Linked DNA regions of Homo sapiens: regions 2, 3, 4 and 5 are each linked to region 1. The links are chromatin contacts, found by Hi-C in ENCODE. All regions are on one chromosome and are shown on one strand. Each heading gives the region's core, a stretch centred on a gene start or an enhancer-like site at or near the end of the contact. The rest is flanking DNA. Distances are from core to core; before and after follow the strand shown.

What was found. Hi-C counts contacts between places; a loop is a spot of excess contacts on that map. Pooled maps may share reads with other maps.
Region 2: a loop to region 1 is called in a pooled map, with 14 times the contacts of the local background. The contact joins the promoter of ZNF569 here to the promoter of ZNF224 in region 1. A Hi-C loop is called at or near these places in 12 of 50 pooled maps.
Region 3: a loop to region 1 is called in a pooled map, with 17 times the contacts of the local background. The contact joins the promoter of ZNF571 here to the promoter of ZNF224 in region 1. A Hi-C loop is called at or near these places in 4 of 50 pooled maps.
Region 4: a loop to region 1 is called in a pooled map, with 14 times the contacts of the local background. The contact joins the promoter of ZNF345 here to the promoter of ZNF224 in region 1. A Hi-C loop is called at or near these places in 6 of 50 pooled maps.
Region 5: a loop to region 1 is called in a pooled map, with 9 times the contacts of the local background. The contact joins the promoter of ZNF568 here to the promoter of ZNF224 in region 1. A Hi-C loop is called at or near these places in 5 of 50 pooled maps.

The regions. Positions count from the first base shown.
Region 1 is chr19:44,092,978-44,095,682 of GRCh38, forward strand. It overlaps ZNF224 (zinc finger protein 224), which reads left to right and starts at 1,384. Exons shown (of 6, transcript NM_001321645.3): 1 at 1,384-1,553. RefSeq lists an enhancer at 1,194-1,303.
Region 2 is chr19:37,466,040-37,468,739 of GRCh38, forward strand. ZNF569 (zinc finger protein 569) reads right to left here and starts at 1,405. Exons shown (of 6, transcript NM_152484.3): 1 at 1,045-1,405. It also overlaps a transcript of ZNF570 not described here. RefSeq lists an enhancer at 1,226-1,275.
Region 3 is chr19:37,593,461-37,596,160 of GRCh38, forward strand. ZNF571 (zinc finger protein 571) reads right to left here and starts at 1,332. Exons shown (of 4, transcript NM_016536.5): 1 at 1,281-1,332. It overlaps ZNF540 (zinc finger protein 540), which reads left to right and starts at 1,416. Exons shown (of 5, transcript NM_001172225.3): 1 at 1,416-1,635. RefSeq lists enhancers at 293-974, 774-903, 974-1,023, 975-1,657, 1,254-1,453 and 2 more.
Region 4 is chr19:36,849,546-36,852,245 of GRCh38, forward strand. ZNF345 (zinc finger protein 345) reads left to right here and starts at 1,331. Exons shown (of 3, transcript NM_001242472.2): 1 at 1,331-1,423; 2 at 2,285-2,359. It also overlaps a transcript of ZNF790 not described here. RefSeq lists an enhancer at 854-1,093.
Region 5 is chr19:36,914,946-36,917,645 of GRCh38, forward strand. It overlaps ZNF568 (zinc finger protein 568), which reads left to right and starts at 1,387. Exons shown (of 7, transcript NM_198539.4): 1 at 1,387-1,646; 2 at 2,634-2,700. It overlaps ZNF829 (zinc finger protein 829), which reads right to left and starts at 1,346. Exons shown (of 6, transcript NM_001037232.4): 1 at 1,066-1,346; 2 at 185-306; 3 at 20-77. The coding sequence starts at 222. RefSeq lists enhancers at 982-1,031, 1,092-1,471.

The sequences.
Region 1 (2,705 bases), core at 134-2,633:
CAGCCTGGGCATCAAGAGGGAAACCCCACCTCAAAACAAAACAAGACAAAGCAAACAAAAAAAACAAATCGTAGTAGAAACATAAAATATTATGAAGTACTGGTACATGCTGTGATGTGGATGAACTTTAAAAGCAGTATGCTGGCAGGGCGCGGTGGCTCACGCCTGTAATCCCAGCACTTTGGGAGGCCGAGGCGGGAGGATCACGAGGTCAAGAGATCGAGACCATCCTGGCTAACACGGTGAAACCCCGTCTCTACTAAAAATACAGAAAAATTAGCCAGGCGTGGTGGCACGCGCCTGTAGTCCCAGCTACTCGGGAGGCTGAGACAGGAGAATCGCTTGAACCCGGGAGGCGGAGGTTGCAGTGAGCTAAGATCGTGCCACTGCACTCCAGCCTGGCACTTTTTTTGAGATTCCGTCTCAAAAAAAAAAAAAAGAAGCAGGATGCTAAGTGAAAGGTGTCAGAAACAAAAGGTTCCATAATGTATAATTCCATTTATATGAAATGTCCACAATAGGTAATTCAATAGGACAGAGATTAGTGTTAGACAGTGACTGCTTAGTGGGTATGGGGTTTTTGGGGTGATGAAAATGTTTCCTAACTTTTTATTTGTACTACATATATCCTAAAATGGTGAATTTCACGTTTTGTGCATTACACCTCAATAGAGATGTTTTAAATAATAAAATACATTAAAATGTTTTGCATAGATAAAACAATAAAAAAAAACGTTTTTGTTGAGAAAATATTTGCGAGATAAAATGTTAATATCATGAATATAAGAACAGTGCTTGAAAAGTGAGGGATAAAACCAAAAACTCAATAAGAAAGTGGGCAAAACATCTGGACAATTTACAAAAAATGTAATAATGACACCTGAAAATATGCAAGAATATGCCATCTTTACAAGAGTTATAAATTAAAACTACATGCCATTTCTTACCACTGGCAAAACTTATTTGAAGAGTGTATCATCTCGCTTGTTCCCTTTCCAGTAACACTCCTGTCCTCACTAGAGGGGTTTAGACTTCAGGAATTCCTTTCTATACGGTATTTTCTCTTAGGCACCCAGGGAGAGGGAAGGACGACTCTCAGGGTAGAAGTCCACATTTCCCAACAGGCGCTCGGGGGTACGAGATTCGTTCCCCGTGGGAAGAGTGGTCAAGGGCTTCCCAGTAGTCGTCAACACTTCCCTTTGAGTGTAATGCTGCAGGAGTACAGTCCAGACCCTCAGTGGAATCGCGGTCGGTTTAGCTCCGGCAGTTGGGTCCCAGGGAATTCTGGGAAGTGTAGTCCAGACGCTCAGTGGAGTCGCGGTCAGTTTGGCTCCGGCTGGCGGGTCCCGGGGAATTCTGGGAAGTGGAGTCCAAACATTCGGTGGAGTCGCGGACACTTCCGCTCGGGGACTGAGGTTGCTGCAGTTTTTCCGCGATAGTTTGGGGCAGTTCCGCGCGTTGCAGGCCCTTCTGAATTTCCTGGACCTACGCATTGGATCCTCAAAGAACTGGTGATCGAATTAGGGGAAAAGGGGCCTCGTCGGAGAGTAGAGGTTTGGAGGGGCAAGGGCCGCTGTTTGCGTTCTCGTCCGTGGCACCTTCTTGGGCTTGGGTCTGTCCTCGCTTCCCGGGGGCATTGGTACTTGGTTGGGTCGCGTCTCACCTGGTTTCAGGGTTTCCGGGGCTCTGAGCTCGCCCACTCCGCCCCCTGCACCCCACGCGCGTGGCCACTTCTTCTCGATATAACGTTGGGGTGTTAATCTCCTTGGGTTTCCCGTTACTGTTCTTTAAAATGGGGACTTTAGGGCCATCCTAATGGAATCGTTTTGGGAACTGGAAGAGGTAACACAAATGAGAGCCTTAAAGCAGTCCCTGTCACTTGGTGACTGGTGGTCTCTTGTTAATTTCCCACGAAGGACCGGGTGGGGTCAGAGCTCCAGCTGCAGGGGCCTCGGCCCTTCTCCCTGATCCCTGCAGGACGCTGGATGATCCCGGAAGCCTTCTGACCTCTTTTTAGGAGAGCGAGGGTTGCGTCCACTTTCATGAAGGGAAAGGAGCATTTAACTTTTATGGGGGACGGCGACGCGGTCAAGGTGTTTCACAGCTTTCTCGTTCCCCAACCCGACCTTTCCAGAAGAGCTGCAGGGAGGGACTTCTTGGCTTCTGAGGGCAAAGCTCTACGTGAGTGGTCCTTGGCTCTTTGACCGAGATGCTCACCCCAACCGAGAGTGTATAGGTTGTGTCCTCGGGCATGGGGGTCGATAATAATTAAGTCTTAATTAGTAACTTCATTCTAAGGGCTTTATACAAATAAATTTACGCCACACCGTGGCTCTGTGGAGAAGTATTGCTTTTTTCTATTTTAAAAACGAAAGTGAGACACAGAGCGCATAGGCACCCGACTAGTGAGAGGTGGAGCTGGGGTTGGAACCTAAGCAGTCTGGGTCAGAGCCTGATTTGATCTTCTCTTGGGATACGTTGTCACTGAGGCAGAGGAACTAGTTGGACTTAGGTGGGGAAAGCAAGACTTAGGGGCTTGAAATTTTCTGAGTTTCTAAAAATGTTGTCAACTATTTTGTTTCAATCATTACAAATATTTTGTATTCTTATAGAACCATGTCATTGTACAGCATTCTATTTTTCTTTATTAAGAACAAAATGGGCCTGGCGCGGTGGCTTACGCCTGTAATCCCAGCACTTTGGGA
Region 2 (2,700 bases), core at 155-2,654, 6.6 Mb before region 1:
CCATTATGCACACATATAGAACATATGAATGTATACGTATGTATACACAAAGGCGGGGGTGAAAAGATGGAAAGTAAATTTTGACAGTAGTTGCATGGCCTGTAGAACTATGAATGATTTTTGTTCTTCGAGCTTTTCTGTATTTTTCTCCACCCCACTCCACTCCCCAAATGGGGTGGAGTAGGGAAGGAGGAGAATGAGTTTAGTAAGTACACAAAACAACGTAGCTAATACACGAAAATAAAATTAAAAATAAATAAATATTAAAGTGTTGGGGATATCGATGTTTCATATAAAAACATATTTCCGGCCGGGCGCGGTGGCTTACGACTGTAATCTCAGCACTTTGGGAGAACGAGGCGGGTGGATCACCTGCGGTCAGTTGTTCGAGACCAGCCTGACCCACATGGAGAAACCCCGTCTCTACTAAAAATACAAAATTAGCCAGGCGTGGTGGTGCGCCTGTAATCCCAGCTACTCGGGAGGCTGAGGGAGGAGAATTGCTTCTTCCCAGGAGGCGGAGGTTGCGGTGAGCCAAGATCGCGCCATTGCCCTCCAGCAGCCTGGGCAACGAGAGCGAAACTCCATCTCAAAAACAAAAACAAAAAAACAACGTATTTCCAATGACCAAAGCTAAAGACATGCAGCGCTGGCACAAACGCCAAGTCTCACACATCTACACCCACAAGCACACCCTACCTTGTATCCACAGTTTTTCATTCATTCAAGATCCCACTGTCATGCACGTTTGCACGCAGGTTCATACTGAAAGATAAAAGGGAAAGCGCCTCCACGAAATCCGCTTACGGACACGATCCCGGGGCCACACTCAGCCAGACGAATGTCTGGCAAATGACAGTCACTTCACGCCAGACTCTCACAGTCCTTCACACGCCACTCCCACTGCCTCAGGGAACCACAAGCACAGGCATCGCCCCGCCCGGCGTCCTCCTCCAAAGATTGGGGCACCAGGACCGCGGGCCCCCACTCCCACCCAGCACAAAGAGTCCGGCGCTCAGAGCTAGCGGTTTCCCGAGGACTCACCACCAAGCCCGCGGACACAGGCCCCGATTCCACACTTAACGCTGCCAAAGTGGCAGAGCCGGCGCGGGCTGGGACAGAGGCGGCACTGAGGCCGGCGCTGTCGGTGGCTGAGAGCGCCACAAGTCTCGGTCCGTTACACCAGGGGCGACGCTTCCCAGAGGCCCCCGCGGCTCACCCGGGCGGGACTGGCTTCACTGTTTGCGCGTCCTGAGAAGCAGACCACGGTGTTCCAGGGCTCACAGCTCCGCGCAGGGGAGCTCAGCCTAGGTTTTGCACGAGCGGCCTCCCGCGAGCCCAGCTCTGAGAGATTGGGAGCGCAACTTGGTGCTGAGAAGAATCGAATCGTTCCGCTGCTTCCTGCGCCGAACTACATTTCCCAGAGGCCTTCGCGGCCCTACTTCCCCGACCCCACCTGCAAAAAGGCACTTCCTTCTTACAGTCGGCTGGAGCTGCAGGTTCGCAAGGTCCGTGAAGGAAGCCCGGCTCAGTGTGTTTAGTTCCGTCTTTTTGGGTCTCTACCTGAGGCTAGAATACAGCGGGGTGAAGGTGGTGAGAGCTCCAGGGCCAGTGAAGGCCGGGTCAGCTGGAGCCTTAAGGTCCTGACAGCGGCTAGAAGAGGGAGGAGTGACGTAGTGTGACTGTATGTGTGAAACTTCGGCCATGGAATTTGGAGTGGGGTTTCCAGGGCGAGAGACCCTGTCCAGTGACATCTGAGGTCGTGCGAATATGCGACCTTTTGTGTGACCATGGTCGCGTTTTATATTCTCGTGGCTGTTTGATTCTGACCTTGCAGTTTTGTCAGAGACAATGTGCATGTATTTGTTCTTTCTGGACTTCTCGATTGTGAGTGTGACAGTGTTATTGGATTTCATGACCCGGGATCGTGAGCGAAAAGTAGTGTGGCCAGACCGCCTGACTTCTAAACAGACTTGGCCTTACTAGCTGTGTCATCTCAGACTAGGTACTTAACTTCTCTATGCCTTTCGTGTTTTTTTTTTTTTGTTTGTTTTGTTTTTTTTGAGGCAGAGCCTCACTTTGTTGCCCAGGCTGGAGAGTGCAGCGGCGCGATGTTGGCTCACTGCAGCCTCGAACTCCCGGGCTCAAGCGATTCTCTGCCTCGGCCTTCCGAGTAACTGGGACCACAATCAAGGGACACTCCGCCCGGCTGATTTTTGTTTGTTTGTTAGTAGAGATAAGGTCTCGCTATGTTGCCCAGGCTGCTCTCGAACTCCTGAGCTCAAGCGATCCTCCCGCCTGGGCCTCAAAAAGTGCTAGGATTACAGGCATGAGCCGCACGGGGCCGGTCTTAATACCTTTAATAAAGAGATAATAGGCCGGACGCGGTGGCTCACGCCTGTGATCCCAGCACTTTGGGTGGGCAAAGCGCACGGATCATTTGAGGTCACGAGGTTTTTGTTTGTTTGTTTTTTAAGACGGAGTCTTGCTCTGTCGCTCAGGCTGGAGTGCAGTGGCGCGATCTCGGCTCACTGCAACCTCCGCCTCCTTTCGCCTCCCAGGTTCAGGCAATTTTTCTGCCTCAGCCTCCTGAGTAGCTGGGACTTAAGGCGCGTGCCACCACGCCCGGCTAATTTTTTTGTATTTTTAGTAGAGACGGGGTTTCACCATGTTGGTCAGGCTGGTCTCGAACTCCTGACC
Region 3 (2,700 bases), core at 82-2,581, 6.5 Mb before region 1:
TGGGAGGCCCAGGCGGGTGGATCACGAGGTCAGGAGATCGAGACCATCCTGGCTAACACGGTGAAACCTCGTCTCTACTAAAAACACAAAAAATTAGCCGGGCATGGTGGCGGGCGCCTGTAGTCCCAGCTACTCGGGAGGCTTAGGCAGGAGAATGGCGTGAACCCGGAAGGCGGAGCTTGCAGTGAGCCGAGACCGCACCACCGCACTCCAGCCAGGGCGACACAGCGAGAATCCGTCTCAAAAAGCAAACAAACAAACAAAAAAATCTTAGACCAGAAAGGACTGCTGTATCATTGGGTGGAAAGGAGAGGTGTAGTGTGGCTGGGGAGTAGAGCTAAACTGATGATCCCATCCCCGCAGCATCATTTATGGGGTGCCTAAGGACCAGTCACTAGCATGGCTGGTTCTTCCTTAGGAAGATGTTGCTGGAGGTAGAAAACGTTTCGGAAAGGAAGAAATTTGAGGTTAGAAAGAAAACAGGAACTTCACACAAGACTTTCAGAAGTGCGATATTCTTTTCCTCTGGGTGCCTCTCTTGGAAAACGCAGAACCGAGAAAAGAAATAAGCATCATAGAACATCAGAGCTCTCGGAGCAGACGAAACAATTTAGGATAACACCAACCTCTAGAAAGGGATTAGTCTTCCCCACAGGGCTGTCAAGCTAGAATAGGACATCTTTAACAGTGGTCTTCTTCCTAAGACACTTCCAGGGGTAAAGCCTCACCATCAGGGAAACTTCAAAAAGAGCCTCTTACTCTGCAAAGAAACTGCAGCAGCTGTAACCGCACGATTCTCAGCTGGCTTAATGATGTCCGTGTCACACGAGGAGTACTGCGGCCCGGGAGGGGCCAAGCGCTAGGAGCATTAACAGGCGGCAGGTGAGCCCACCCCGCGGCCGCACAAGCGCACACGCACACGTCCAGGGCGGAGGAACACTACTAGTAACACCCGCCTCCTTCTAGCCTCCCTATCCCAAAGTTATGGTGCCGATTTTGTCCGCGGCAGGGGCTCCAGGGGCACACTCATAAATTCGGTGCGGAGGAACACAACTAGCAGCACCACACCCCCGCCACTGCCAGAACCAAAGTGACGGTGCCGACACCCCTCCGCAAGCGCAAGGCCGACTTCCATAAGTAATTAGCCAGAGCACCGTCCCGTTCCTGTCAGCACCGAGCCCCAGCCAGGACACCGGTATTCCCAGCACCATACAAGAACTACTTTTTCGATGAAGCAACCCAAAAGCTGCGAGCGGTTCCCGGTGAGGCCGCCCACTCACCTGGCCGGCGCAGACAAGCTCCGTGCGTCAAGACATAACAGCGTAAGTGTACGACGTTGCGCAGCGACGCGGGGGCCTTCGGGAAATGTAGTCTACAACTGGAAACCGGCCGGATCGTGTCTGCGCAGGCCCAGCAGCTAAGATCGGGTCCGGCGCTCCAGAACAGAACGATCCCTGAGGCTCCCTTGCTCGAACTGTGGGACTTACCCTACTATGGTCCGAGCCTACCCTATTTCATTATACTCAAGTAACGCCCCAGAAATTCCAGAGAATCTCACACAAAGAGGTTGAGTCTTGCCGTGGTGCCTTCAGGGGAATGTCATCCCGGGCTAGAAGAGCTGCAAAAGGCTGTCAGGTAAGGTCTGGATTTCTCTCTGACAGCTCTGGCCGTGACGCAGTGGCCACGATACCGGGTTGCTGCTCAACGGGGTTCGGAAGTGTGACGCATTCTTTGCGGCCATGTGTGTGTGTGTGCGTGTGTGTGTGGGTCTGTGCGCGCGCGTGTCCGAGTGTCCTCTGTGGGTGCAGAGTGGGTAGTGGCCATGCCTGTGTGATGTGCGTCAGATTATGCTTGAGGCTATTAGTGGCGCATTTAGTATTGTGTGCGGAAGGGTCTTGGGAATGGTTTGATTATAGCTTTGAGGGTGACTGATGTCTGTTTAATCAGATTCAGCCTGCGACTGAGTATCTTATAACCTGTAAGAAATTGATTTTTCTTTGCATGGTCATGAATTTAAAATAGATTCCCATGAAATTATATAAATGTAGTGAATGATTCATTGAGAGTTCGCCTGTGGCAGTGAATGTGGGGAAAGAAGTGTGTGAGCATAATATGGTGAGAATGAGCACGATTGTGTGCAGCGCTGTATTATAGTGATATCTCCTGGCTTCAGTTTTCTCACCTGTAAAGTGAGGGTGTCAGTCGTGTAACGCTTTGGAACAATGCTTTTTAATAGGAATTTCTGCAAAACTGAGTTCCATTTTTTATATCTGTGCTCTCCAATATAGTAGCCACTAGCTACATATGGCTATTGAGAAATTGAAATGTGGCTGGTTTGACTGAGGAACGAATTTTTTAAATTGTGTTCAATTTTAATAAATCTAAATGTAAACAGCTATATATGGCTAATAGTCTTCCTATTGAACAGTACAACCTGGAGCATTAATTTGCCTTCAAGATTTGAAGGGGGTAAAAACTTAATTCATCTAGCAAATATTTGAAAATGAAATTCTTAAAACTTCCTTAAATTTTTTTTTAAATTTGAGATGATTGTAGATTCATATGAGGTTGTAAGAAATAATAGAGACATTGTGTGTTATCTTCAACTTAGTCTTCTCCAATGACAACATCTTGCAGGACTGTAGTATAATATGACAACCAGGATGTTGACATTGATAGTCAAGATAGATCATTTCCATC
Region 4 (2,700 bases), core at 81-2,580, 7.2 Mb before region 1:
TTTGTACTCTAGTTCAGAAGAAATGTCTGAATGTTAAATGTTTACATAAAAAATGCTATTTTATTATATCAGTAATGGAGCTTCCCCCCTTTAAAACTGCTGCACCAGGAAGATACAACCTTGTTATCACAATTTAAAGAGAAAATGAGACTTGGAGGTTCAGATTCCTCCACAGTCATAGTATCAGCTACCCACGCAGTGACCCACATTCAGGTGATTACACACACTCATACACAGATCCATACACGATCTTGCCCCCCCCACCTCCACACACTCAATATGACCTCCCCACGCCCAAAGCTGCACACATCTTGACCTCACTTCTCTCACACACACACCAATCTGACCCGCACGCGGTTTCTTTCACTCAACTACCCAGACACCCCTCATCCCACCAGCACAAGCAGGCCCACCGCGGTCTCACACACACTCGAGCCTTCCTTTGCCCAGTCTCACATGCATGACTGGGATCGCGGATTTGTCCCCTTCCGACTCCCCATGCTGGTTCGGTCCCAGACGCTCAGGTGCCACATTGGGGTGCGCTCTCCCGGCTCCTCCACACGCTACGCAGCTGCCCGCCTCAAGAGCGTCTGCGTGCTTCCAGCGTTAAGTGGAATTCCAAGCAGCCTCCGGGGCACAGTTAGTCTGGTCACTGCGGCCAGACTGCCGCCTCAGGACCCAGAGAACGCAGCACACTTTAGTTGGGCCCATCTATCCCCGGCGAGGCTTGGACTACGTTTCCCAGGAGACCCTGCGGTCCAGTATGTCTCCCGAGGAGGGGCGGAAGCCCGGGAGCCGCCCTCTGAGGCTGGGCGGGGTGAAAGAAAGCTTGCCCCAGAGGACTTAAACAGGCAAGAAGGACTTGGTTAAAGACTATTGCAATAGTCAACTTCCAATACAACAGCAGCTGGAGATTTATAGCTAACGGGCTGGGTGAAGGAGTTAAAGGATGCTAAATTACTAAGAGGAAGTTAAGTATCAAGAGTGGGGGGATTGTTACTAAACTGGCTTAGCTGGATTCTTGCTGAAGTGCTGTTCGCAGGCTATGGAGGAGGCCTGGCCAAGCAAAAAGGGCTCAGAGGAGCCTGACTAAAGCTTGGTCTAGGGACTCCTTGTCAGGTGAGACTCCCGGAAGGCTCCGATGGGCAGCTCACCTCAAAGAGATAGTTTTGTTGGTGCCAGAGTCCGCGCCAGGGGAATCGGGATGGCTGGGCTGTAGCTTTCGGCAACCTGTCGCTTTCTGGACTACACTTCCCAGAAGCCTCTAGGCCCAGGGCACTCTCCCGCGATAACTAGATTGTCTCTTGAGGAGTGGGCGGGATCTTCCCGCGGATTTGGGCAAGCGGCCTTGGGGCTTTGTGAGATAGCTAGGGTCGACTTGTGTGGATTCTAGTAGAACGGAGCTGACCCTATCCGAACAGGCGTAAGTGAGGCGGCTCGGAGCCTGGCGCGACAGGAACTCCCGACCTGTGTGGGCTGCGTGGGGAACAGGCTAAGGAGCGATTGTGAGGAGTGTGTACGGTTGTGACTGGGGGCGTGTGTCTGTGCGACCGTGTATGGAACTGTGAGGGCGGGGAGGAGGACTTTTTGTTTATGTTTGTGCGGGTGTGAGTAGAGTTTAATTGTGACCGGGTTGGGCACTGTGTTTGCGAGTGTGAGGTTCCTGGACCGCGGTTGTGACTGTATGTCCCCTTGGGGTGTGTGTGTGTGTGTTTACTACCATTTGCCGAACTGTGTGTAGTATGCCTTAATTTTGAGGTTTGTGGCTGCTTCCGTGTGTGTGTGTGCGCGCGCGTTGGTGATATTGTTGATGGAGGGTGCGTGTGAATTTGTTGTCATTGTGACCCCAAGGTGTATGTCACTGGGAATTTGAGAGATGCCCACGGACTCTGTGGTTGTGTCCGTGTCTACCCCCGTGGTGTGTATGAGTGTGTGATTGTGTGTTGTGTTTAGGTTTGGGGTGCCTGTGACGTTTATGTCCCTGCGGTGTGAGTGAGTTTGTGTGACTATGTGTCCGTATAGCCAATGTAGGTATGGGGAGTCTTTGTCTTTGTGACTTCAGCCATTGGAGACCCCTGTGAGCTCAGGGACAGGTTCTGCCCAGAACGGCATTGACCCTACCGTTGTCTGTGATGCCCGGATTAAGCAGGATGCCCTAGACTTCTCTGACCTTCCTCTGTAGGTGATGGGCAGTAGGGGCTGAGCAAAGATAACTTCTGACATAGTCAAACCAACTCCCTCTCAGAAGAACCTGATGTTTCCTGACTGCTTTCTCCTTCCTCAGCCCTGCCCTGCTTGGATAGAGGCCTCCGAACAGGAGTAAAGAATGGCTGTTGAACATCCACAAGGCACCTGCAAGGTAGCTTGTCCTGTCCTCTTGTTTAAGAAAAATCCCTTTTTCTTTGTCAGGACATAGTTGCTTTCCTTCTCTTGAAAATTCTTGCCTATGAGATGACCTGATCCCTGGAGTTTCCATTTTGAGAAAATGTGGTGTCTTCAAACCCCACCTCCCACACCTGATTTTCCCTTACTGATTTGTCAGATGGTTTTAATTTTTCTTTTTCTTTTTTTTTTCTTTCTTTCTTTTTTTTTTTTTTTTTTTGAGACAGAATTACAGGCGTGAGCTGCTGTGCCCGGCCTTATCCTTCTACTCTTGATGGACATTTGTCTTGTAATTTTTGGCTACTACAGGCAGTGTGA
Region 5 (2,700 bases), core at 137-2,636, 7.2 Mb before region 1:
AGAGGAAACCCCAACACACCTTGGATACTGCTTGTAGAAGTTCATCATGCATTCTTTCCTCCTCTTCTGGGTGACACCTGGAGAAAGGTAAAATTGGGAGAGGGAAGAGTAACTGTGAGACACCAGGTTTTTCTTGGTACCCAGATTAGTCAAGTAAGAGTTCTTCCCCAGCCCCATTACCCACCACACATGAGGAATGGAGATCAGAGGAGAATGGGGCATTCTGTCCAATTCCAGTGGCTCAGGGGAAAGGTTGTGTTCACTGCTGTCCAGGGTTGGAATCTGACCAGACCTCAGAGAGGTTTCCTAGAGACAGAGTTCTGGAGTCACAATCGCATAGTTGACAGGACCCCATACTCATACACAGAATGCCACATACATTTAGGGACAGTCACACTTAAGGCGACATGCACGTCTCACCTGCCCACAAGGAGCCACACACGGCAACACAGTTACAATCACATACACACCATAGGAAACACACAATTACAGCTGCACAATCGTAGGCACCCCACACTGTCGCAGAGTCACAATCACACATCACCACGGGAACACACAGCCACAACCCCCACAGTGACAGGTATCCCATATCCGCACATAAGCCGCAGTGTTATTATCTCCCAGACAATTTCACAACCTCCCCTCTTTTTTTGGGGGGGTGGGGTGGGGTGGGGACAGAGTCTTGCCCTGTCGCCAGGCTGGAGTGCAGTGGTGCGATCTCGGCTCACTGCAACCTCCGCCTCCCGGGTTCAAGTGATTCTCCTGCCTCAGCCTGCGAGTAGCTGGGATTACAGGCGCGCGCCACCATGCCTAGCTAATTTTTGTATTTTTAGTAGAGATGGGGTTTCACCATGTTGGCCAGGATGGTCTCGATCTCTTGACCTCGTGATCCTCCTGCCTCGGCCTCCCAAACACAACCTCCACCTTTCAGGCCGCTCCGCCCGCAGGGGCCCAAGGCGCCAGCTCCCCATCGGTCTTCGGTATCCTCACCTAAGCCCTTTCCAGTCATCCCGGATGGGAACTTGCAGACCTGAGCCAGTTCTCCTGGGGACCAAAATATCTCACCTCCCAGATCTAAGGGTCCCGCCAGGAGTGACGAAACGTTCGAATTCCTGCGAGAAAAGTGGCAGGCCACCAGGCCCTCTGGGAAATGTAGTCCAGAGCGGGACCCACGCCGATTCCTGTCAGCTCCTCGCCTGGGCCCACCCGAAACGGCTGCTCCCTCAACTCTCAACATCCAGCCGAGCCTCGGAGTTGCGGGTCGCCGTAGCGCTGCGCAATGGAGATGAGCCTCCCGGGGAACCCGGCCCAAGCCTCACCCTCACACAGGAAAGCAGATGTGTTCTGGCCGGAAGTTGAGTGGGGCCGCGGGGCCTGCTGGGAGGTGTTGTCCTCGGAAACGTCGCTGGCGCGGAGGGATGGTTCGGCGCTTTAGGCGTCTGTCACAGACCTATCTGCGGGTCGCCTTCACCCAGCATCTCAGAAACTGCGCGCGGGATGAACATTCGGGTGTTTCCGGCAGGTGACGCTGCCGAGTCCCCGCAGCAGGGGGCGAGCAAGGGACTCGCGGTTGACGGGACACGGATCCTCTAAGGCCCAGAGTGTCCCGAGTAGCGGCAGTGGGGAGTGCTCAGGGTACGCTAATGGTGAGTGGTTGCAGTTGATGGGACAAAAAACTGTGATGGGAGTTAGTGTGGGTGTGTGGTTGTGTGTGTGAGTGTGACGGCACGAATAATCTGATGGGGTGATTGTGATATTTGGTTGCGCGGGATTATGATGAAATGTGTGATATGTGTGTGATTATGATTAAGGCTGTAGCGAGTGTGAACGTGGCGAAGTGTGCGTGATTGTAATATGTCTAGTAGTTCTTGTCTTGAGCTGGCTTTTCTGTAGCATTTGGCACAGTTGGTAACGGCTTGAAAAACACTTATTTGTTTTCTACTGATCCTCCCTCCTTGTTGGCCACTCCTCTGTAGTCTTCTTTGCTGTCTTTTTTACCCTAGTAGCCCTTGGCCCTTTGTAATTTTCCACTATTCCTTGGCGAACTTTTCAGGTTCATTATTATCTTATGACTTGCTGCTTTTATGTATGTTAGTTAGCTATTGCCATGATAATAATTATGTCTAAAAACCACCCCTGAACTCAATGCCATACAACAGCAAGTCCTTACTCTCCTGTTCACAGGCTTGCGCATTGACTGTGTTCAGCTGATCTAGGTGGGGCTTGGCTGAGTGGATAGGCTGCGTGACGAGTTAAGATCTGCGCCGCATGTGTTCTTTCAGGGTCTCAGGCCAAAAGGACATTTGTTGCCAGGGCATGCTCTGCTCCTGATGGGTCACCAGAGCGCAAGAGAGATTGCCTCAACCAGAGCAAGTCACATGGCTAAGCCTAAAATCAATTATGCCCACAGTTGGAGAGCAAAGTTACCTCGCAAAGAGTATGAATAATAATCTATTAGAGGGTGTGAGGAATTGGACTAAAATTCCAGTCTACCACCTTAAGAAACATACCTCTTTATCCTGGTGAATGCCTTTTAGTCCGGGTTCTCTTTTGTCTGATAATATTGCTTTTCAAGTTTTATTGTATTTCTTAAGAATTTCATTTTCTAACCCCCTTGTGTCTTTATGTTTCAGATCTGTGTCTTGTAAAGAGCATATTGCTGGGCTTACATCCGTTTATCTTGTTTGACTGTTATTTTAA